2 separate regions of the Homo sapiens genome follow, and region 2 is linked to region 1. A link is an interaction called in ENCODE POLR2A ChIA-PET data of the cell type or tissue named here. Cell type or tissue: MCF 10A. All regions are shown on one strand. Each heading gives the region's core, and the rest is flanking DNA. Links, peaks and the distances in the headings are about the cores only.

Evidence for each region. ChIA-PET counts read pairs that join two places held together with the same protein. Peaks named below come from ENCODE experiments on the same cell type or tissue, not always from the same donor. Only the 100,000 strongest peaks of a DNase experiment are listed, where the experiment ranks them.
Region 2: POLR2A ChIA-PET joins it to region 1 with 5 read pairs; 2 of 35 experiments call an interaction of 5 or more read pairs at or near these places.

What each region holds. Positions count from the first base shown.
Region 1 is chr10:114,773,667-114,784,837 of GRCh38, reverse strand. LOC101927692 (a long non-coding RNA gene) reads right to left here. Exons shown (of 3, transcript NR_120628.1): 2 at 8,677-8,896; 3 at 4,935-6,887. It also overlaps a transcript of ABLIM1 not described here. Among named protein-coding and RNA genes, the nearest start is that of FHIP2A, 43 kb to the left of the region's middle. In MCF 10A, for the core only: no CTCF peak of the experiment used is centred there; a DNase peak (open chromatin) is centred at 4,797.
Region 2 is chr10:114,968,607-114,979,777 of GRCh38, reverse strand. It overlaps TRUB1 (TruB pseudouridine synthase family member 1), which reads right to left. Exons shown (of 8, transcript NM_139169.5): 5 at 9,338-9,410; 6 at 7,504-7,643; 7 at 5,393-5,449; 8 at 2,102-4,655. The coding sequence ends at 4,399. It also overlaps the pseudogene RNU6-1121P. Among named protein-coding and RNA genes, the nearest start is that of LINC02626, 20 kb to the left of the region's middle. In MCF 10A, for the core only: no CTCF peak of the experiment used is centred there; no DNase peak of the experiment used is centred there.

The DNA of each region.
Region 1 (11,171 bases), core at 3,202-7,201:
GTTTTGGAATCAAACAAATCTGGGTTCAGATTCTACCCTCTCCACTTATTCAGTGCACGTTGCAGTAAACCTCTTAATCTCACTGAGTTTATTTCAAATTTTGACTTGTCTTCCTTCTCCAGCTACCATCCATTTTTTTTTTTTTTTCTTTTTCTTTTTTTTTTTTTTTTTTGAGGTGAGTCTCCCTCTGTTGCCCAGGCTGGAGTGCAGTGGCTGGATCTCAGCTCACTGCAACCTCTGCCTCCCGGGTTCAAGCAATTCTCCTGCCTCAGCCTCCCGAATAGCTGGGATTACAGGCGCCCGCCACCACGCCCAGCTCATTTTTTTGTATTTGTAGTAGAGATGGGATTTCACCATGTTGACCAGCCTGATTTTGAACTCCTGACCTCAAGTGATCCACCCACCTTGGCCTCCCAAAGTGCTAGGATTACAGGCGTGAGCTACCATGCCCGGCCCATTTCTTTCTTTCTTTCTTTCTTTCTTTCTTTTTTTGAGACAGAGTCTTGCTCTGTTGCCCAGGCTGGAGTGCAGTGGCACGATCTCGGCTCACTGCAACTTCCGCCTCCCAGGTTCAAGCAATTCTTCTGCCTCAGCCTCTGGAGTAGCTGGGACTACAGGTGCGCACCACCGAGCCTGGCTAATTTTTGTATTTTTAGTAGAGATGGGGTTTTGCCATGTTGGCCAGGCTTGTCTAGAACTCCTGACCTTGTGATCCGCCCCCCTCAGCCTCCCAAAGTGCTGGGATTACAGATGTGAGCCACTGCGCCCGGCCCATCCGTTTCTTTAGAAAAGTGTGCATTGTCCTTTCTTACCCTCATTCCATTCCTCTACCTACTGCAATCTGGCTTCTGTCCCCATTGTCCAGAAACGACTCTCATGAAGGTCACTAACAGCTTCCGTGTTGCCAAGTTCAGTGCACATTTTCCTTCTTTATTTTATGCTCCCTCTCAGCAGCTGTGTTGCCCTGGCACGCTGCAGGAGTGATACTGGACAGCTTATTGCAAACATTTCTTTCCAAGTTCAGTGAAGGAGTGTTGGTAGCTTGAAATTATTAGCCACAGTGACAGTATTTACACCACAAAAATCAGCAAATGCTACAAATCAGGGCCTTTTTTCCTGACAGCCACATACTAAACATTTACCTGCACACCGAGAGAGATAAGTGACCACTTTTCCCTTCACAAGATGCTATTTTTGTTGTTTATTCAATACCACCCACTCCTGGTTTTCTTTCTATCTTAACTCCCCTATCCCACCGTTACATGTTAGCATTCTTCTTTTTCTTCTTCCTTTCATGCGCTAGCTCCATAAATGATCTCACTAATTTCCATGGATTTAAATACTACCACTATGTGGATCAATTTTGGATTTGTATCTGTAGCCCAGACCTCTCTAAGATTCAAACTCAAACACGGAACAACTCATTTAAACTTGTACTGGGTATCTTACAGCAGACATCTCAAACTCACTGACAAAACTTAGTTCCATAAAACCTTTCCCTTTCTTTTTCTCTCTCTTTTATTTTTTTTAGTTTTTATGTTTATTTATTTATTTATTTATTTTTGAGACGGAGTCTCACTCTGTTGCCCAGGCTGGGGTGCAATCTTGGCTCACTGCAACCTCTGCCTCCCAGGTTCAAGCAATTCTCCTGCCTCAGCCTTCCAAGTAGCTGGGATTACAGGCACCCACCACCACACCCAGCTAATTTTTGTATTTGTAGTAGAGACAGGGTTTCACTATGTTGGCCAGGCTGGTCTTGAACACCTGACATCAAGTGATCCATCTGCCTCGGCCTCCCAAAGTTCTGGGATTACAGGCGTGAGCCACCGTGCCTGGCCAAACCTTTCCCTTTCTTATCTTCCCCATCCCAGCATCCTCCATTTCAGGAAACGGAACTGCAATATACTTGATCACTGAAGCCGGAAACCTAAGCATCATCCATGGTTCTTCCCTATTCCTCAGCCTCATGTCTAATCCATCGGCAAATCCTGTCAATTCTACCTCCAAAATATCTTATTCTTCTTATTTTTTTTCTTCAGCTTTATTCCCATCACATTTTGGGCTACCATCATCTTTCAGCCCAATTACTGTAACAGCTCCAAACTAATCTCTGAACTTCAATTCTTCTTCCCCTCGAATCCATTCTCCATGTAGCAGTAAAAATTGATCATAAAATGTGGAGATCACACCATTTGTCTGCTTAAAGTCTTTAAATGATCTTTCATTACATTTAGTTTAAAAAACAAATTTCAGGTTTTCGAACTGGTCTCTGCTTATCTCTCCAACTTTTGAAGTGTGATTATTTAAGCTCATGTATGTTCTGTTCAAGCCTTTGGCTTTCCAGTCTCTGAACGTGTCAGGCTTGCCCTCCATCTCACGTATAGCTTTTGAATGTACACCCCTAGTCTGAAATGATCTTTTCCTTGCTCTTTCTGTGGGTAGTTCCTTGTGTTCCCTTAATTACCCAATCAATTTAAATCTGCCTTTTCTGTTGTTCTTTATTCCAGCCCCTTGTTTATTTCCTGATTGAATGAATAAATGAATCTATAAGATTCCTAAGGATTTATCTAATAGGAATAAATAATGAAAAAGTATTAAAAAGTTCTTAGCATGAGGCCTGGTGCAGGGTATATGTTAAATCAGAATTTTTTTTGCTACTATTTTTCACTTTAATTTAATTTATAGCATTCTGTAGTTCCTAAATGAAGACTTGTGTCTGGAAGGTGGCTGTGTTAAAGCTCAGGATATTCTCACTTCCTAGTATCACAGATGGGTAACCTGATTTAAGCAGAACATCCCTAGTTTTTATGCTTTGGTTTATTAAGAATATACTAGTAAAGAAAGGAGTGAATCTTGCTGGTAGGAATTGAAACATTTATGGAGATCCAAATAGGATAAAAGACAAGAGCACTAATAAAACTATCAGACCACAGTGCCTTTTGTTTTTCCTGATCAAACAGATACAGAAAGAGCATGTTTAGATTTTGGCAATTTAATTGGTCAGACTGTGATACTAATAAGGCTCTTGTTATATGCTTCTAAATTTAGTCAGTTTGATATCAGAGAGTTCTGCAACTTTAATCTTTATTAAAAATAAACCTTTTCAATCATTAGAGCACCTAGGGCAAGTAGAAGGATGGTGCATTAATTATATATATATATATATATATATACACGCATATATATATACACACACACACGTGCATATATATGTATATACACACACATATATACATATATACACACATATTCACACACACATATACATACACACACACACACACATATATAGATATATATACACACACATATTTTTCTTTTTTTTTCTTTTTTTGAGACAGGGTCTCACTCCATCACCCAGGCTGGGGTGCAGTGGCATGATCTCGGCTCACTGCAACCTCCACCTCCCAGGCTCAAGTGATCCTCCTGCCTTAGCTTCCCAGGTAGCTAGGATCACAGACGTGCACCACCACGCCCAGCTAATTTTTGTATTTTTGGTAGAGATGGGGTTTCACCATGTTGCCCAGGCTGGTCTTTAAGTCCTGAGCTTAAGCGATATGCCCAGCTAGGCCTCCCAAAATGCTGGGATTACAGACTTAAGCCACTGCACCCGGCCCATTATATTTTTTTAAGTGGGGGTGATTTAGGGAGTAGCATCACTTTACAATACTAAGAAGAGTACACACAAACAATACACAACTTATATAACATTAGTACTGGCATCAAATTTTAAAACCATTAAAGGCAAGACATTTATTCAAATACTTGTTGGTTGTTTCTCAGGAGAAGTGATTCTGTTGCCCCTAACAACCACGGGGCTACCAGAGTGACCTTTTTGTAGCCTTGAGGATTTCTGCTCAAGGAGCCCCCTCCAGGCAATTGCTTTCTACTTCTTCCCAAACCTGTAGTCTCACCCTCTCCAGTCTCTTGGTCTCCCTTAAGGACTTAGAACAAAATTTTCCTGAACTCCATGATCTTTTAACCTTGAACCTGCCCTGTCCACTGTGGTCTTTCAGGGGTAAGGGCTCAAACTCCTAGGCCTTGTTTTACCATGCAGTCAAAAAACATAGAAAAGAACAACCTAAGAGAAGTAAGAAAGCTTTGACCTGTGAAGGAAAATTGATAGGAGGCCGTTGGTTTGTACTGAGCTCCTGCACTGGGCCCAACAGACCAAAGCAAAATGGAATAATTCCTGCTGAAGTTTCACACCACCAAACCAAAACCAAGGTGTTTATCTGAACTTCCAAGGAATCAGGGGGTTGGGGGTGGCAGGGAGAGAGAGAGAGCCAAATCCCCAAACAGGCCAGTTTTACCCGGCATGATAAGGAAGTCCCCTCTGCTTTAACCTTTAGGAAGAAAGCAACTTCAAAATGACTAATCCACTTTTTGTTCTCTATGTCTGCTTCCCCAGCCCTTTTTGTCTATAAAGCCAAACTTCTCTGTTCAGCTCATTTACAGATTGAGTTGTTGCCTGATTCAAGAGTCACCGATAAAAGCCTATTAAGATCTTTAACTAAATGGGTTGTAATTTTGTCTTTTGACAGAGCCACTTGATTTCTTCCCACAGAAAGTTTCACCTTCCTCTTGCCTGCCACCTTCTTTTTCAGGAATCCCACTGTATGCTCTCAAGGACACTGTTTATTCTGCAACTCAGGCCAAAATTCCTTTTTCCTAAAGATGAGGTGGAGAAGAGAGAAGGCCTTTGCTTTCCTTGGCATGTTAGGGTGTGAGCAGTGCTTTTATAGAGAGTTGATTTCCTGGAAAACCTCCAGCCACAGCCCTTTTATTTATTTTATTATGATTTTTTACTCTGCCATAAATTCAACCAAGTGTACACAACCCTTTTAATATGTGAATGATGAAACAATAAAAGCCACAGCCTCCCTGGAAGGCAGGATGTGAGTCACCATTAAAAAAAAAAAAGTCAACACAAACTTCATCCCAACAATTTTATTTCTGAGGATCTTTCCTAGACGTATAGTTGCATGAATGTGAAGAGACATGTTCAAGGATACTCAGTGCAGCCTGGTTTGTAACAGTGAAATCAGAAACAACATAAATGACTCGCAAAAGAAAAATGGTTACCTAAACTATATTACACCCATTCTATGGAATATATCCATACTATGCAACATTCAAAGAATAAAATAGATCAATATGCATCGATATGAAAAGACCTTTAAGACAAATTGTTAAATGAAAACAAATCTATAGAAAAATAAGGCATAATCCAGTTACATAAAAATACATATTTCTTTGTGTATATGTACACACACATAATGTATATATGTATGTAAACAAAGAAAAAGATCTTGAAAGATACCCATCAAATAGTAGTGAGTTTTTGCTTTGTTTCTGAATTTTTGACAATTTAAATGTATTGATATGCTACTTATGTAATTAAACATTTAAGAAAAAAGGGCAAGGAAAGCAAGAAATCATGCCGCATAGCATAATGGCTAACTGCCTGGTCCCTGGAACCAGACAACCTGTATCCAGATTCTAGCTTGCCACTTACTTAACCTCCCTGCACTTCAGTTTCCTCCTTTGTAAATTGGAGGGTAACAACAGTGCCTACCTGAAGGTGGTTATAGACATGAAATAAGATGATATGTTCAAAGTGCTTGGGACCTAGTGAGGGCTATATAAATGTTAGCTAGTATTACTGATTAAGGAGAGAATAAATCACTGGTGATTCCACTTTAGTCAGAGAAGAATGATTATTTTTTTCATATTCTGGCACTAGTGAGACCTCAGGAAATGTATTTTTTAAAAAATCAATGTCAAACAGCCCTGAAGATGAGGCTTCTAATGCTCCTGCTATTACCTAGTCTTCCTGGAACAAAATGCACACTGGAGAGAGTACAGTTCGACCGACATTCATACCAAATACTCCACTGGGTGCTGGAGACCAGTGAGGCAACATTTCTGCTTTTAAGGGACTCATTTTGTGTTATGGGGGGGTGTAGTGGAGGGAAGAATCAAATCAGCAAACAAATCTTTTTAACACGGGTTAGTCCACAAGATGGGATTACACAGAACTGTGAGTGGAGCTAGAGTAGAAAGGAATGGGAGGGACAAGAACACTCCTGGTAGACGTGAACACTCTGGAAAGATGAGAGGAGTTAGCAATGAAAATAAAAAAGGGATTGGGCATTTCAGGTAAGGGAAACAACATGATTCATTTAGGGGAACTACAAGGAGTTTGGTATTGTTAAAATGTATGTGTGTGTGTGTGTGTGTGTGTGTGTGTGTGTGTGTGTGTGTGTCTGGATGATGAATGGGAGGGGGACAAGGAAGAATGGCCGGAGGAAGTAAGGAACAACAGGTTTGGAAAGACAGTGACAACGATTGGTGACCTTAATTATGTAGCATCAGAGTAGTAGTAGAAACAAAGCAAGATCGCGATGGAAAGATTACTGAAGACAATCTAACTATTTGGACAGATTGAGAGATTTTTTGTTGTTGTTTTTTGAGACAGCATTTCACTCTGTCACCCATGCTGTAGTGCAGTGGCCCAATCCTGGCTCACTGCAGCCTTAACCTCCCGGGCTCAGGTGATCCTCCCATCTCAGTCTCCTGAGTAGCTGGGACCACAGGTGTGTGACACTATGCCCGGCTAATTTTTGTATTTTTTGTAGAGATGGGATTTTGCCATGTTGCCCAGGCTGGTCTCAAACTCCTGGGCTCAAGCCATCCACCTACTTCAGCCTCCCAAAGTGCTAGGATTACAGGCGTGAGCCACCATGCCCAACCAGACTGATTTTATGAAAGAAGTCTCATTTTGACAAGTCACCTTTTGAAAAAATATGACAGGCTGACTTCTGACTTGTATTTCCAGGTAGAATGTAGCAGATCATGGCAGGCCAGCGCTCTTGCTGCAACACCTAAGAAAAAGAAGGATAAGTTACCAAAATCATAGTGCAAAAGATTTAGTGAGAGACCTTAGTGAGAGAGCTGTGGAAACAATGAACACCATATGAACTAACATTGCAGAGAGAGGGGAGTACTTCCTAAGGGAGCTGACAATCTCTGGCCATTTTCCTCCCTGGGGATTTTTGTCAGTTCTGAGTGAAGACTAAGAATCATGCTTGACTAGAGGGACTCTTGGTGCTTGCGTGGGGCTGGCTTGACAGATTATAAACTAGTGTAGAACTGAACACACAGGAGCATATGCTGATGCTTGGGTGATGCAGGAGGCTGGGAGACTTGGCCAGAGAGGCAGAGTGAAATATCCCAATTTCATGGTACTTAAGAGACAAAGTCCCACTAGGAGGAGGCATCCTGCCATAAATACATGGCCAGTTACCCTCAATTATTTTATATACAATGTTTGGCATGCAATTAAAATTACAAAATTTGTGAAGGGGCAGGAAAATATGGCCAATAACCAAGAGAAAAAGCAGACAATATGAGCAAAGCCACAGATGGTTGATATACTTGAGTTAACTGACAAGGACTCTAAGAATAATTATGATTAATAAGTTAAACAAAATAGAAAAAATATGGAAAAACATGAAAAGAGAGAGAAATTCAACAGAGGTAGAATCTACTAGAAAGAATCAAAAACACATTTTAGAAATGAAAAGGACACTATCTGAAATTAAGAACACTTTGGGTGAGTTTTACAGGCAGAACACAGCAAAGAAAGAGTTAATCTATTTGAGGACAGGTCAATAAAAATGATCCAAATTGAAACAGAAAAAATCATGGAAGAAAAAAATGGGGCAAAAGAGACATGTGGGGCATAGACAAGCAGTCTAACATATTTATAATTGGAGAGGGTGGGGATAGAGAACGGGGCAGAAAAAATATTTAAAAGATTTAAAAGACAAGTGCAACCTAAGTAGAATAAAAGAAACTTATACATAGGTATATCATAGTCAAACTGATGAAAACCAAAAATTAAAAAACATTTTAGGCTGGGTGTGATGGCTCACACCTGTAATCCCAGCACTTTGGGAGGCCAAGGTGGCAGGATCATTTGAGGTCAGAAGTTCAAAATCAGTCTAGGCAACATAGTTGGACCCTGCCTCTACAGGGAAAAGGAAAATTAGTTGAGCATCCCATAGCTGGCATTCTTGTAGTCCAAGCTACTTGGGAGGCTGAGGCGGGAGCTCAGGAGAGTGAAGTTCCAGTGAGCTATGATCACACCACTGCATTCCAGCCTGGATGAAAGAGGGAGAACGTGACTGTATTATAAAAATCCATTTTATTTTTTTTTTGAGACTAAGTCTTGCTCTATTGCCCAGGCTGGAGTGCAGTGGCACAGTCTAGGCTCACTGCAACCTCTGCCTCCTGGGTTCAGGCGATTCTCCTGCCTCAGCCTCCCGAGTAGCTGCGGCTACAGGCACGTGCCACCACACCCGGCTAATTTTTGTATTTTTAGTAGAGATGAGGTTTCACCAAGTTGGGCAGGCTGGTCTCAAACCCCTGACCTTGTGATCTGCCTGCCTCAGCCTCCCAAAGTGCTGGGATTACAGGCATGAGCCACCACGCCCGGCCCAAAACTACGTTTTTTAACAAAGGAAAAAATATGCTTTACCTTCAAAGGTACAACAGTAAGGGCAGCTGCAGTCTTTTTAACAGAAATTATGAAAAAATAAATGGAATGACACATCTTCAAACTGCTGAAAAAAAAAAAAAGAAAAAGATGTCGCTAATGATTTTACCCACACCAAAAATGGGTTTGTTGTCCACCATCTCATGCTCAGGACTATTTGTGGGTCCTCTGCAACACTCTTCAGTATCCTGAGATGTCTTCCTCATACCCCTCTATATTGTAGGATTGCAGGCTTCACAGTTCTGTGGTGTCAAGATCACCTATGCCACGTTATGTCCACTGTAGCTTTATACTCCTTTAAAGTGACCTTTAGTTTTATTCACTGGCTTTAATCTGCAATCAAATCAAAATGTTAATGTAATCCCATCAGGAGTTTGGCATTCCATTGACTATTAGCAACAGCCCTCTGCCTATATATTAGGAACATAATTTGTATTAGATGCTTCTTTTCTGATTTTTTTGGGTAAAATAGTGTTGATGTCCTAGTGGTTAGAAAAATGTTTCATGCCTTACAAATGTTAGATTTGGAGTTCAGTCACAAATGATATATCCTGCTTGTCACTTAAGAATTTAAATGAAGCAGTTCAATAATATAAGAATCAGTGCCATCACTAGGTTGTAGGTTCCATTCACTATGATTTGATGTATCTAAATGACTGAGAAGGCTTGTAAAACGTGTGTCTTCAATAATCCCATAGATTCATCTGCAGAACACTGAGAACTTACTGTGGCTAATGTGCTCTTCCTGGTCTATCTATGGTATTCAGAATGATAATCCAGTCATTTTCTAAAATATGCCTCACCTCTCTCTTGGAACTAAAGAGACACCATCCAGCAACAGAGGAATAATCCTTGATGATTAGGATAAACCAGTTGCATCTCCTGATCCCTCAAATATTCCATTGAACTCCCACATATCTAATTCTCAAACTGCTCAAATACCCTATTGATATGGTTTGGTTCTGTGTCCCCACCCAAATCTCATCTCGAATTGTAATCCCCACGTGTGGAGGGAGGGACCTGTAATCCCCACATTTTGAGGGAGGGAGGTGATTGGATCATGGGGGCGGTTTCCCCATGCTGTTCATGTGATAGTGAGTTCTCATGAGATCTGATGGTTTTATAAGTGTCTGGCATTTCCCCTGCTTGCATTTTTCCCTCTCCTGCCACCATGTGAAGAGGGTCTTTGCTTCCTCTTCACCTTCCTCCATGATTGTAAGTCTCCTGAGGCCTCCCCAGTCATCCAAAATGTGAGTCAATTAAACCTGTTTCCTTTATAAACTACCCAGACTCAGGTAGTATCGTTATAGCAGTGTGAGAACGGACAATACACCTGTGTTTTTTGTTTTGTTTCAGGAAACTAGTTCCTGGCATGGGCATCTTTGGACATCTAGTACTTTTTTTCCCCTGGCTTCTGCTAGGGACTAGAATTCATTCTTATCTCCGCCTTGGTTCCCTTGTACTGATTTCCTTTATGACAGAGCCTACATCTAAAATATTTAACATCTCTGCTCTGCTCTACCAAATGCTGCCCCTAGCCCTCATGTCTAGGTTAGAGGTCCTTCCAAGTTTCACATTCTGCCCTGGCTTTGGACTAGATTACTTATTACTCTGTTTAACTCTGTCTCTTGTTTTTCAGTCCAACTTTTTTCTCAGTTGTAGGAGCCCTACCAATGGGCAGCTTTCAAATATTTGTTCATTTTACCTATCCTCGTGGAACTTCACCCGGTATATGTGCAGCTTAGGAATCAGTAAGGTCTCAAGAACACTCTTCTGTAGATTCCTGTAGCTCTTTCTCCACATAGTTTCCTCTGGGCACTTATCCCACAACTTCCATCCACCATGGCCTCTCGGGACCATGCTTGTTTTCTCCTAAACTCAGTGAGACCACTGAGCTCTGTCTGGGTTTCTCCTCCCTCCACCTGTAGCCTGGGAGTTTCCTCTAGTCAGAAGCCATGGCATTCATAGGACTCACTTTATTTGCTTCTGTTTTCTCAAGAACCACTGTCCTGGGCTGCCTGTTGTCCAATAACTAAAAATAGTTGTTTCATGTATTTTTTTCAGTTTTGTTGTTTGATTTGGGAAGACAAGTCTAATTATTACTTCATCATGGCCAAAAGCAGAATTCCAGTTTATAATCTCATTTAAATCTCTCTTCTAACTGTAGTTAAGGGTGTCTTTCTAATACTCTTTATTTATTCTTTCTTTTTTTTCTTAGTTTCACTAAAGGTCATTCATTTTGTTAATTCTTTTCAAAGAACCACATTTTATCCTAGTTCTTCATTTCAAATGTATTGATATTTAGTTGGATTTATTTCTATGTAAACAAATTTCTTTTTTCCTCATTCTTGCTTCTATCTCATACTTTTTAATGGTGGTCATTTTACTCTACATAAATATATTTATATATTTACATATATATTTATATATAAATGATACAGAAATTTTATTAGTGGTACACTCAATATCTGTCTTAAAATATCTATCTTGCCCTCATTTTTGAAAGATATTTTTGCTGTTCATGCAATTTTTTTGTTTTGTTTGTTTGTTTTTGAGACGGAGTCTCTCTCTGTAGCCCAGGCTGGAGTGCAGTGGCGCAATCTCAGCT
Region 2 (11,171 bases), core at 2,410-6,409, 200 kb before region 1:
GAAAAAAGAAGAGGCAGATTTTGGAGGAAAAAAACCTGGTGTAGAAATAAAAACAAAAGGCCGGGGCACAGTGACTCATGTCTGTAATCCTAACACTTTGGGAGGCCGAGGAGAGAGGATCACCTGAGGTCAGGAGTTTAAGACCAGCCTGGCCAACATGGTGAAACCTCGTCTCTACTAAAAATAAAAAATAAAAAAATTAGCTGGCCATGGTGATGCACGTCTGTAATCCCAGCTACTCAGGAGGCTGAGGCAGGAGAATCACTTGAACCTGGGAGGCGGAGGTTGCAGTGAGCCAAGATTGCGCCACTGCACTCCAGCCTGGACAACAGAGTGAGACTCTGTGTCAAAATAAATAAATAAATAAAAATAAAACACAAGAGTGATTGGAATAAATATATGATTGTTAAACAGTAAATAAAAATAGAAAAAGGCATTCATTATCTGGAAAAAAGATTGGAGGAAATTCCCCAGTATGCAGCACAGTGGGATAAAGAGATGGAAAATATGAAAGAGTAATTAGACACAGAATAAAACAAAAAGACTTAAATAGGATTACTAGCTGGAAGAGATGAAATATCCAAAGAAATGAAGGATGGGAATTCCCCAGAACTGATAAATATAAAAGTTCAAGTTCATGAGGAATGAGTTCCTAAGCAAAATAATCACAAATTATCTACACTTGGAAGCCTAATATTTTAGCATTGGAGAGATTCTTCAAGATGGACTAGTCTGTCTCCTTTGTTGTAAGGATAAGGAAACTTGAGACCTAAAGAGATTAAGTGATTCACCTAGGATCAAAAAGTTGACTAACGGTAAAGACAGAAATAAAGTTAATATGCTGCATTTTAAGGGTTAAGGATAAGAAGAGCAAAATAATTCCCGAACTTCAACTTTCCGGCCGGTATCAGTATTTATAGCAGCAATCTGAAGATATTCCTATTCATAAAGAGAATTTAGCTCACACATTAACAAATGAAGGTACTACTGATTCAACACCTTAATAAATGTGCTTAATAAATAGTATTTAATGAAGAATTAGGACAATCTAGAGCTCTGCCCATACATACCTTAGAGAAAGAAATGGTTTCAAGACAATCCCTCTCTTTAAATTTAACTACAAGGCCATTATACTCATTTCAGTGCATAAACCTCATATCTATTATCGTTTCCTCTATTTAAATGTTTTGGCATTTTACAGTGCTTTTGAATCACATCTCTTTCTATTGTATACATCATGATATAAGGTAAATTACTTACTTTCTTTGAAACAGAACAATTCACCATCTAATTGAACCTCAAAATGTTCATTGTAAATCTGATACAAATTTCAAACTGGTCAGGGGACATAAAATGTACTGAAGATCTGATACAAAGCACTCTTATTTAATACAGTAACTCATTTCTGATGATGAGTCAATGGCTTGTTTTAATTCAAGTATTTAAGAAAAAAATATCTAGTCAGTACAGGTAGAGGAAACTGTGTTTAGCCTTTATTCACATTTCAAAACTTTGAATTTGCAAAGAGCAAATTTCTATTACATAAAGGTCCTGGATTTTAAGACTATAAATAAAATAATTCTATGACTTTTAACAACTTTTAAGACATTATTTTTCAAATATAAAAAACTTAAAGTGTCAAAATGAAGTGATTTGGTATGTTCCAGGTTGAAACATTTTCAGGATTTTTTAAATCTTTTATCGTTTTCTTACAAGTAAAACAACTTTATCATGTCATGAAGGTTTAGACCTAGAAAAATATAAGACACAGAAATTTCTTGAATATTTTGATAAAAATGAAAAAAAAACTGAGTTGGTATTTAAATACCAGACTATCAGGGAAAACTAATTTGTTTTATGAATGAGTCTTGAACTTTTCAGAGTATCTCAGTTTCAACTGCTTATGAGAGTTAGTAAGATTTTAAAGTCTCAATAAATTTAAAATTTTTCATACTTATTAATCTGACAATGATAAAAGGGGAAGAGTTATTAGAATTAGCAAATTTAGTTAGCAAAAATGAAAATTAAAACTAAAAGGACAACAGACCGTGAAAAATCCTTCTATCAGGTATTTACAACACAAATAACTCATGCAAATATGTATAGAAACCATTAAGACATTTATTTATATAAATGAACAAAGTATACAGATAAATCACATAAAAGCAAATCAGAAAAACTTTGATTTCTCTCCTATGTTTACTAAATTAGCAACAACATATAAAACCCCTACTCAAATGGTAACACTGTAAAATGTTACAACTCTTTGGGAATGCAATAAGGCAAACATAAGTCATAAAGTTCTTCATATTATTTCACTAAATAATCCCCCTCCCAGGAATTTATCATAATAAAATTTAAAACTACTTAAGTATTCAGCAATAGAGAAATACTCTAAATAAATTAAGAGTATAAAGTAATATAATTAAAATAATCATTATCACAACTACATACATATAGATAATATCAAATGAAAAAGTCAATTTAAAAGTATAGGTGCCTTAAGACTATGTGAACAACAAAAAGGAAAATAGTAATATAAAAATTTAAATTCTAAAGTTACTACATTAAGATGGTAGAGGTAACAGTAATTTTCCCATTTGGCAAAACTTCAGTTTTAAACATAAAAGAAAAAGAGTGGCTATCGTTTTTTAAAAATGGTCAACAATCTCTACTCCTCTATTAGTAAACTCTGTGTCAATTTTTAAGGTGAAAAATACAGCAGAAATACCTCTGATGTGTTCTAAAACCTAAGTATTTCTCTATTTGGACTTTAATTTGCAATGGAAGAGGACATATTGTAACCTGTACCAGTCCAACAGGCAGATGTAGCCACTGCCACCTTTGGTTGACACACACTGTGGGGCACTAGATATGAACAGGTAAAACTGTAAATTTTCATTTTATGACTTTGTGTGTTTGATATTTTATGTTAATGCATCATGGTATTAACACTCTTTTTCCTTACAGTTTTGTCTCATACTAAGAATTGTTTTAGTGTTTTCATTTAAAATATGTTGCCAATATGTTGAAAATGCTGTACTGATGCATATATAACATTTTACATTGAGTTTAAATTGGGTTAAGCACAAATAAAACCACTTTAGTTTACATATTTTAAATTTCAGAGTTAGAGACTACAAAGCAGGAAAACACCTTTAAAAAGAAAGGCAAAGCATAAACATCTAAAAACTTGTATTTTATGAAATTTCTCATGAGTCTTCCTTTTGAAACTGTATTTGAGTAAAGGAAGAGGGATCTGAATGTTTCTACAGACTGGCTGCATAATATATTGCTTTCCCATAACAAAAATATGAAGCACTCATTATATATGAAGTTTACTATTACAATGTGGCTACATTTAAAAAATTATGGTAAAGAGGGATAGGGAACTTTCAGAAAGCTATCTGAATGAAAATGTTTGAGAAGAACTGTTTTTAAATATTTAGAGCAGAAGAGATTAGCTGGAAATGCAGGGCAGCCATCTCAACATCTGTAAGTATCTCTTGAAAGAGCAAACTAAAGAGACAATGTCACAGGGAACACCCTACAGAGAAATATAAATAAATGCTAAAGAATAAAGTTTTTAGTTGAAGACACATTCTTTAAATTTTAAAAATTATGTTACTTAATAACTTGGTACAAAGTGCTTGACCATGTTGACATTACCATGAAAATATCTCATAGCTGCCAAAATACAAAACTATAGGAGCTGTCTTCTGCTCTAATGGTAGGAAGGTGACTTTAATTAAGTATTAGTCTTCTATTTACAACCTGTTAGTGGTAGCAGTAATAATTTGGTTCATTTACAAATATTATCAAAGCTTATTCATTTCCAAGATCTAAACAAACACAGGTATTACTAGATGATGGCCATTTTATCAAAGAAATGTTTTTAATAATAAACTCTCCAAAACAGAAGAAAGAGATCAATAATGGCCACTTTAAACAATTTAAAGAATTTCAATAAAATGAAGCCACCAGGAAGCCTAAATAAAGTAAAAATAACACTAAATTATGGTCATTTTTGTGAAACTAAAGAAACATGGAGCTCATACTTTTTTCTTTGATTAGGAAATTTGTTCAACTTTTTCACAAGACTGAAGACAGATCAAATTCAGAAAGTTAATTTTTCTGAATCCAATCATATTCATATTTTCACAATACAAAAAATCCTAAAACATTTCACAACACAACAAACAACTGAGCCAACTGCAAGGCCATTTATAATGCATAGAAAATAAATTATGTGCTATTGAAACTGTAAATGATAGACATTTTTCTTCATGCAAAAAAAAAAAAGACATATTGTTTGTCTTTTGAATGCAGCTTGTCATTCTGCATCTGCACACAGGATTCAAATGTCAACTAGAAAATGATGATATTCCCAGGCCAATCTCAACACGTCTTAATTACATCATCTTCTCTCTTTGGCTCATTTAGAGTTATATATTCACAGCTCAAAACCTGTTCATTAGACTCAGGTTTTGATTTTTTAAGTGCCAACTCTGCTGGGAAAAGAGATGAGCAATGCTCAAGAGACTGTGCAATGTCATCAATTGTCCATTTGTCTTCAGGAAGGGCATGTTCTTCTAGCGTAAATGGTCCCTGTTTGGTTCGGGTCAGCTCTAGCACATTGGCACAGGAAGATAGTTCTATGGCAACAAAAGGTAGAAAAAAAATCCAGAAGATAAACGATTCAGTATTTCATAGTCTGTAATTGTTCAAATGACCGTACTCAATTGAAATCTCTCAAAACCACCCAAAAGTATAATAATCCAATATAAGAACCAAGAGGCCTCAGATAAAGAAATGATTAAGTAGCAAAATAATACTTAATAATCCACCTTATAAGCTGCTTTAAAATCAACAAAGAACTTGCACACATTTTTGTTATTTAACTCATGCAGCCAACCCCATGGAGTAAAGATTAGCCGCACTTTACAGATGAGATCATATGACCTGTCCAGTGCGACAACTGCCAGTAAATGGCACAGCCAGAACCGAAACCTTCTGGCTGTTTATAAGACTACGGCTTCCAGTTTAAAAAAATTTGAAAATAACTTTTAGAAGGTTAAATCTTTTTTTTTTTTTGATCCCTAGTTTGAGTTAAAATCTTTTGTACTTGAAAAGATGTTGGCCCTACGTTCATTATTCCTGTCTTCGTTTTCTGTTCTCTCTTTCTCTTCTTTCCCATTACAAACATTTCACTGCAGCTGCTGAGGCTGATAATTGCAAGCCAGAAACCTACAATGCTTTTAAAGCTGAAGGCAGCAAGAGTTCAGTTCCTAAGGCCAGTACTCAGAAATAAGAAAAACGGAAAATTCCCTCTTCCAATTGAAAAGGAGTATTATTCTCTAAATGATAATTCATAATTCATTTTTATGCTTACCTTTTCCAATGTCACTGACCAAGCTTCTGATATAAAAACCTCCTCCACATTCAACATCTGGAATGTTAACAGTGACATAGTAAATTGCTAACCTCCTATGAAATCCACTTTACATAGAAATGATGTCCCTAAACAAATGTAAAAATGCACTATGCAAACAATTGAGTGATAAAATATTTATGCACTAAAACATAAATTATTCATCCAGTAGCATATGTGTTTGTGAGACTGAAAAGTCAGAGTGTGGAGAAAGCAAACAGCACAAACTCATGAACACATTTTAAATTAACTGGCAAGGCATACCACTTTAATACTTCAGCCTTGTTCATTTAATAGGTTTTAAATAGTTAGAAATCTCAGCTTTGCTATCATGAGCTTGAGATTTTAAAAAATATTTTCAGATTTATATGCCTTGTTCATTTAATAGGTTGTAAATGGTTAGAAATGGCAGCTTTGCCATCATGAGCGGTAGATTTTTAAAATATTTTCTGACTTGTACATTCAAAAAAAATACAACCAACCAACCAACCAACCAAAAACCCCTTTTCACAGTGACAAGAATTATGTTTAGGGTACCGTACTACACATGAAGAACTCAGTTTATTTAAATGTTCTCTTGGAAATACTCCTGAAGAAATCATAAAACAACTTAAAATTGCACAATGTCCCAGAACTGAATGTAAATCTAAATATCTTCTTAACACAATCTAACACAAGTTTATTGGTTAAGAACAGAGCTCTCCATTATTTTTATCCATCAGCAAGACTTCCTGAAAAGAGCTGCCACATTTCCACACAAAAGGACTATATTCTAGCTGCTTCGAGTCTTACTGGTACAAATAAAGCCATTTGGGGGAATTAATCAAAACTCACCACCTGGGGATTTTAATCACCCCCTGCTTTCTTTAGTCAGCTCATGGTTGGGGGCCACTGCTGAAATTGAAAGTGGGCACTGGGATGAAATGCAGGCGCGCTAGCACTCTTGCGTGATATTTGACTTGAGTGAAAAGACAGCTCTTTTGGCCCGTTACACTCTCCCTAGTCAATAAAATATTTCTGACTTAAATGCAATCTGAAAAATCTGAGTTTTTTCTTGCTTTCATAGAGAATATCTACTGTGTCAAACCAGCTGCTTCATTTCCATGGAATGGAGCACAACCTTCCTAAGTGTGTTTTTTTCATTATCTGTCAAATATTTTAGAAGCAGGAACATGAAGAAACAAAGTGACTTTTTTTTTCTAATGGTACAAAACCATATCCTGCAGAAACACAACACAGATAAAACAATAATGCCAATAAAAAAGCAATAGAGTTTAGATTAAAAGATTTGGGGACATTATTTCTAAACGGAATCCTATTCAGTGCACTGTGAAACTAAGGGTAGGCTCAATTTAAAGGAGTCTGAGGATTAAGAACCACGGCTTTGGATTCTTCACAGATCTTACATGTTTACAACTTTCTGCAGCCAGATCATAAAATTTCCAAACAACAGAAATGAACTTTTTAGTCTTTACATTTCAAATATATATTAGAAATTAAAATTCATAACTTGAATTAAAAATGTGACCATGTATTCAGGAATACATTTCTGCCTTACCCATGTTTTTCCATATTTGCAGGATCTTTAATAGTAAGTGATAGGTGGTGAAGAAGGGAGTGAGGGGTTTCTTGTCCAAAAACTAAAAATGCTTTGTTTTCATTGGAAAATTAATGTCAGTTCTAAAACGGAATGTATTAGGTACTAGCCAAAATGGGAGGAAAAGCATCCAAAAGATAATAAAAACCTAAAATTTAAAAAGTATATACACTCCTTACCTACTCTTCTCTATAGAGATCTAAAGTATGTTACTTTCAACTTTCTAGTAAGATAACATAGTACAATATATGAAAAAGTCAGCCCAGTTAGAAACGCATTTCTGAACCTCCATATAGCTACAGGTATCTCATTAAATGTGTTACCAAAAAAGGTATAAAGAAATCCTAACTTTCCTTAAATTCAAATTTTAAAAAATCTCCAACATCCTACGGATCTATTAAAATGACACAAAAGTAGCCAAATACAAATTAAAAATACACGTAAATACAAATGATTTCAAATTTCTCCATCTTACCTAATGTGAAAAATGGTGGCTGGAATTTTTGAAGGGAGATACTGTATACAGTCACTGGCCTGGCAGGTTTTGCTTCTACGACTTCACCTCTCTTCATCAAAGTCGAAAGTCTTTGTCCATCTTTCTTTAATGCAGAATAGCTTGTGAGATGAGAGAAGGAGAAATGGAAGGAAAGGAGAGCAAGAATTGAGAGGGATTTGGAAGGATTGGGAGATGATAATTTCAGATTTAGCATGGAAAGGAAGGATGACTGGCAGTGCTTCACAATGAAAATCCTTCTAAAAAATGAATGAATTTTTAATTCTAATCTACTCCATAATGCTGTCATGGATAGAGTTTCTAAATATTTCTAAGGCTGATATAACCTCATTCTGGCACACAATATGCAGTGTTACCAATTTTATTCTTTAATCATCTTTCTAGAGACAATGTATTCATGTCTTGTCCTTACTAGTCCTCATTCTGTGTTAAAAGGCACAAGGAATTTAGTAGACTCTGGTCATAATACTCTCAGCTATATTTCCTTGAAACAATCTCTACTATAATATTCATTTTTATATAAGTTACCAAAACATTTCTAAGAAGCTAATAAGCAAATAACCTACTTAGCGTATCTTAGCTTTTCGTGATAAAATTTTACTAGAAAACAAAATCCTTGCAATAATCACAGAAAATATTAAAACAATTCTTATACATAAATATAAATAAATTTAACAATGATCCAAAATAACGTTTATGCAGATCTTGCTAAAATTTTTAAATTTTTACATTTGAGGCAAAATCATTAAAAAGCGTCTCCTCAGAGATATTTCAATGTTCCTGAAAAAAACTCAAGATTTTAAATACAAAATAAATACTAAATTCTAAAAAAAAAGTCAGAAACTTACCCTGACATATCCTATAACCAATTCAGCCATTTTTTTCAAAAGAGGCAATTTGCTTGAAATGGTAATGTGCACGAAAATATGGCTACATGGTATTATGATCTGAATGCCAAACCTCCAAATTTATATGCTGAAATCCTAACCCCCAAGGTGTTGATATTAGGAGGTAGGGTCTTCTGGGAGGTAATTAGGTCGTAGGGCGCAGCCCTCATGAAAGAAATTAGTACGCTTATAAAGGAGGCTCCAGAGAGCTGCCTTGCCCCTTCTACTAGGAGGATACGGTAAGAAGGTGCCATCTGTGAAAAAGCAGGCCTTCACCCGACGCTGAGCCCACTGCACTGTGATCCTGACTTCCCAGCCTCCAGAATGGTGAGAAATAAATTTCTGTTGTTTATAAGCTACCCAGTTTATGTTATTTTGTTACTGCAGCCCAAACTAAGACAAGCAGTAAAGCAATATACTTGTATTTTTAATAAGTTGTAACTCTCATCGGTTTCGCTGGCTGCAGAGAATAGTGAAGCAAAAGATTGTGCCCAATAGGAATGGTCCCAGCACCTGACATGCAGTGCACATTAGGACTCTGACTCACAGCTCTGACTTCCCTCCCAGACGGGACTGGTCCCTTCACAACAGTTCTAGGAAAAGAGACATCTCTGGGCTCCTTAACTGCCCTTATGTCTGTTGATAGAATCAGAAAAGCCAATAAACACTGTAATAGCACAGATGCCAGGCTGGGGCCACACTCAGAAACAAAGAAGACCACATTCCACTGCCTCTTAGAGTGTCAAAAGCTCCACATCCTGTCTCACCTTCACTTTAACATTTGGCACATCAGATTTAAAACCTGCCTTGCCATATGCTAAGAGGAAACTCGTGTATTTTAACTAGAGTGATGTTAACCATTGGAAAAGAAAAGTAAACATTTTTCCAAATTTACTAATTGAACTTACAGGGGGGGCACTTGCATTATATTTCCAGTAAATTTCTGTAGAATGCCTTCAATATCTTCTTGTGTTATTTTATCTGCCAAAAATCAACAAAAAAGACACTAAAACAACCACAGAAGTACATGTACTATTTTCACAGCACCAACAGCCCTGAAAATTCATTTAAAACTTTTTCCAAAAGCATATATTACAGTATATGTTTTATAGCCAAAATTCTACCTTGTTAAAAAGAATAAAATATACATTAACAAGATAAAAGAGGGAGAAAGTCTTATATTCTTTATTAAAACAATTTCATTTGCTTCAATTTTTCTCCAATAAAAATAATGCAATCATCTTATATATATATTCAGTTGGTTCTGACTATGGCCTTAAGAAGATCTGAGGAAAATCCCACATTAGCTATAGAAATGATCCTGCAGTAATTAATAATGAAGTGATCAGAATACAAGCAGCAAAATAATCCCCGTAAGTTCTTTTCTAAGTTTCTCTAGGGATCAAATATTGTAAATAACTTAATGTGGCACTTAACAAGTATTATCCACATTTTAAATTTTACCTGGTAAGATTTCAAATCTGTTTTATGTTATGGCAGAAATTTTACACACTCACATTCAACTCTGTTGTCAAGTAAAATTGCATTTATCTGTCCCCCCGCCCCAGCCTCCCCCTTCTCTGTTGTTGGAATTTCTCTCTTGTTTTACATGAACACTCCCAGCCGGCCTCAAAAATAAGCCAGTGCAAAAAAAAAAAAAACACACATAAGCAAGGATTTTAGCATGCTTACTAAACAAGCATTTTTTAAACAATGATTTTAGAAAATATGAATGAAGACATATACATAAAGCTTTTACTATCTGTTAATCATGTTTTCAGCTTTTGTTTGGTATTGCTTCAAACAAAATGATGCAATATTAAAGTAGAGTTCTAGCATGGCCCCTGAGCGAGGGTGACATGCAAATTAGTGAAGTGTTCCATATTTTATTTTTATTTATCTATTTTTTTTTTTTTTGAGACAGGTCTCAATCTGTTGCCCAGGCTGGAGTGCAGTGGTGTGATCTTGGCTCACTGCAACCTCTGCCTCCTGGGTTCAAGCGATTCTAGTGTCTCAGCCTCCCAAGCAGCTGGGATTACAGGCGTGCACAACCACACATGCCTACTTTTTGTATTTTTTAGTAGAGGCTGGGTTTCACCATGTTGGTCAGGCTGGTCTCAAACTCCTGACCTCAGGTGATCCTCCTGCCTCAGCCTCCCAAAGTGCTGGGATTACAGGTGTGAGCCACTGTACCTGACCGTGTTCCATATTTAAAAAAAAAAAAAAAGACAAAAAATACAGTTCTATAATTTTAAAAACTAAAATCTATGATATACTGAAATTTAGAATTTTCATACTCAAAGATGTCTTCATACATATTTCCTATTTAGTAATAAACTAAATCACAGAAATATTCTATAATCTGTTTAGTTCACAGCCAATGGTAAGAAATTTCAGTGGTTTTACCATTTTGTAGAAAATTTATCTAAACTTTTTATTCTGGTATATGTGTATTAAATTTGAATTTATTTGAACAATATTAAATAAAAACAAGTATGCTTTGAATTATTCTTCCAATACCAGAATTAAAAGTCAGCATGGAATACTATGTCCAGATTTTAATATCAACCCAACAAGACAGTTTTAACCTCAGTATGACCTTGACCCTTAAAAGCTAAACACAAACAAAAGACTAGAATCTACTAGACTCAAACAGACAGAAGAGCTATAACACTCAAAAGAATTTCTCTAGCACCTAGCAGCTCCAACAAGGCAGACCTCAGATGGCTGATCTGTTCATAC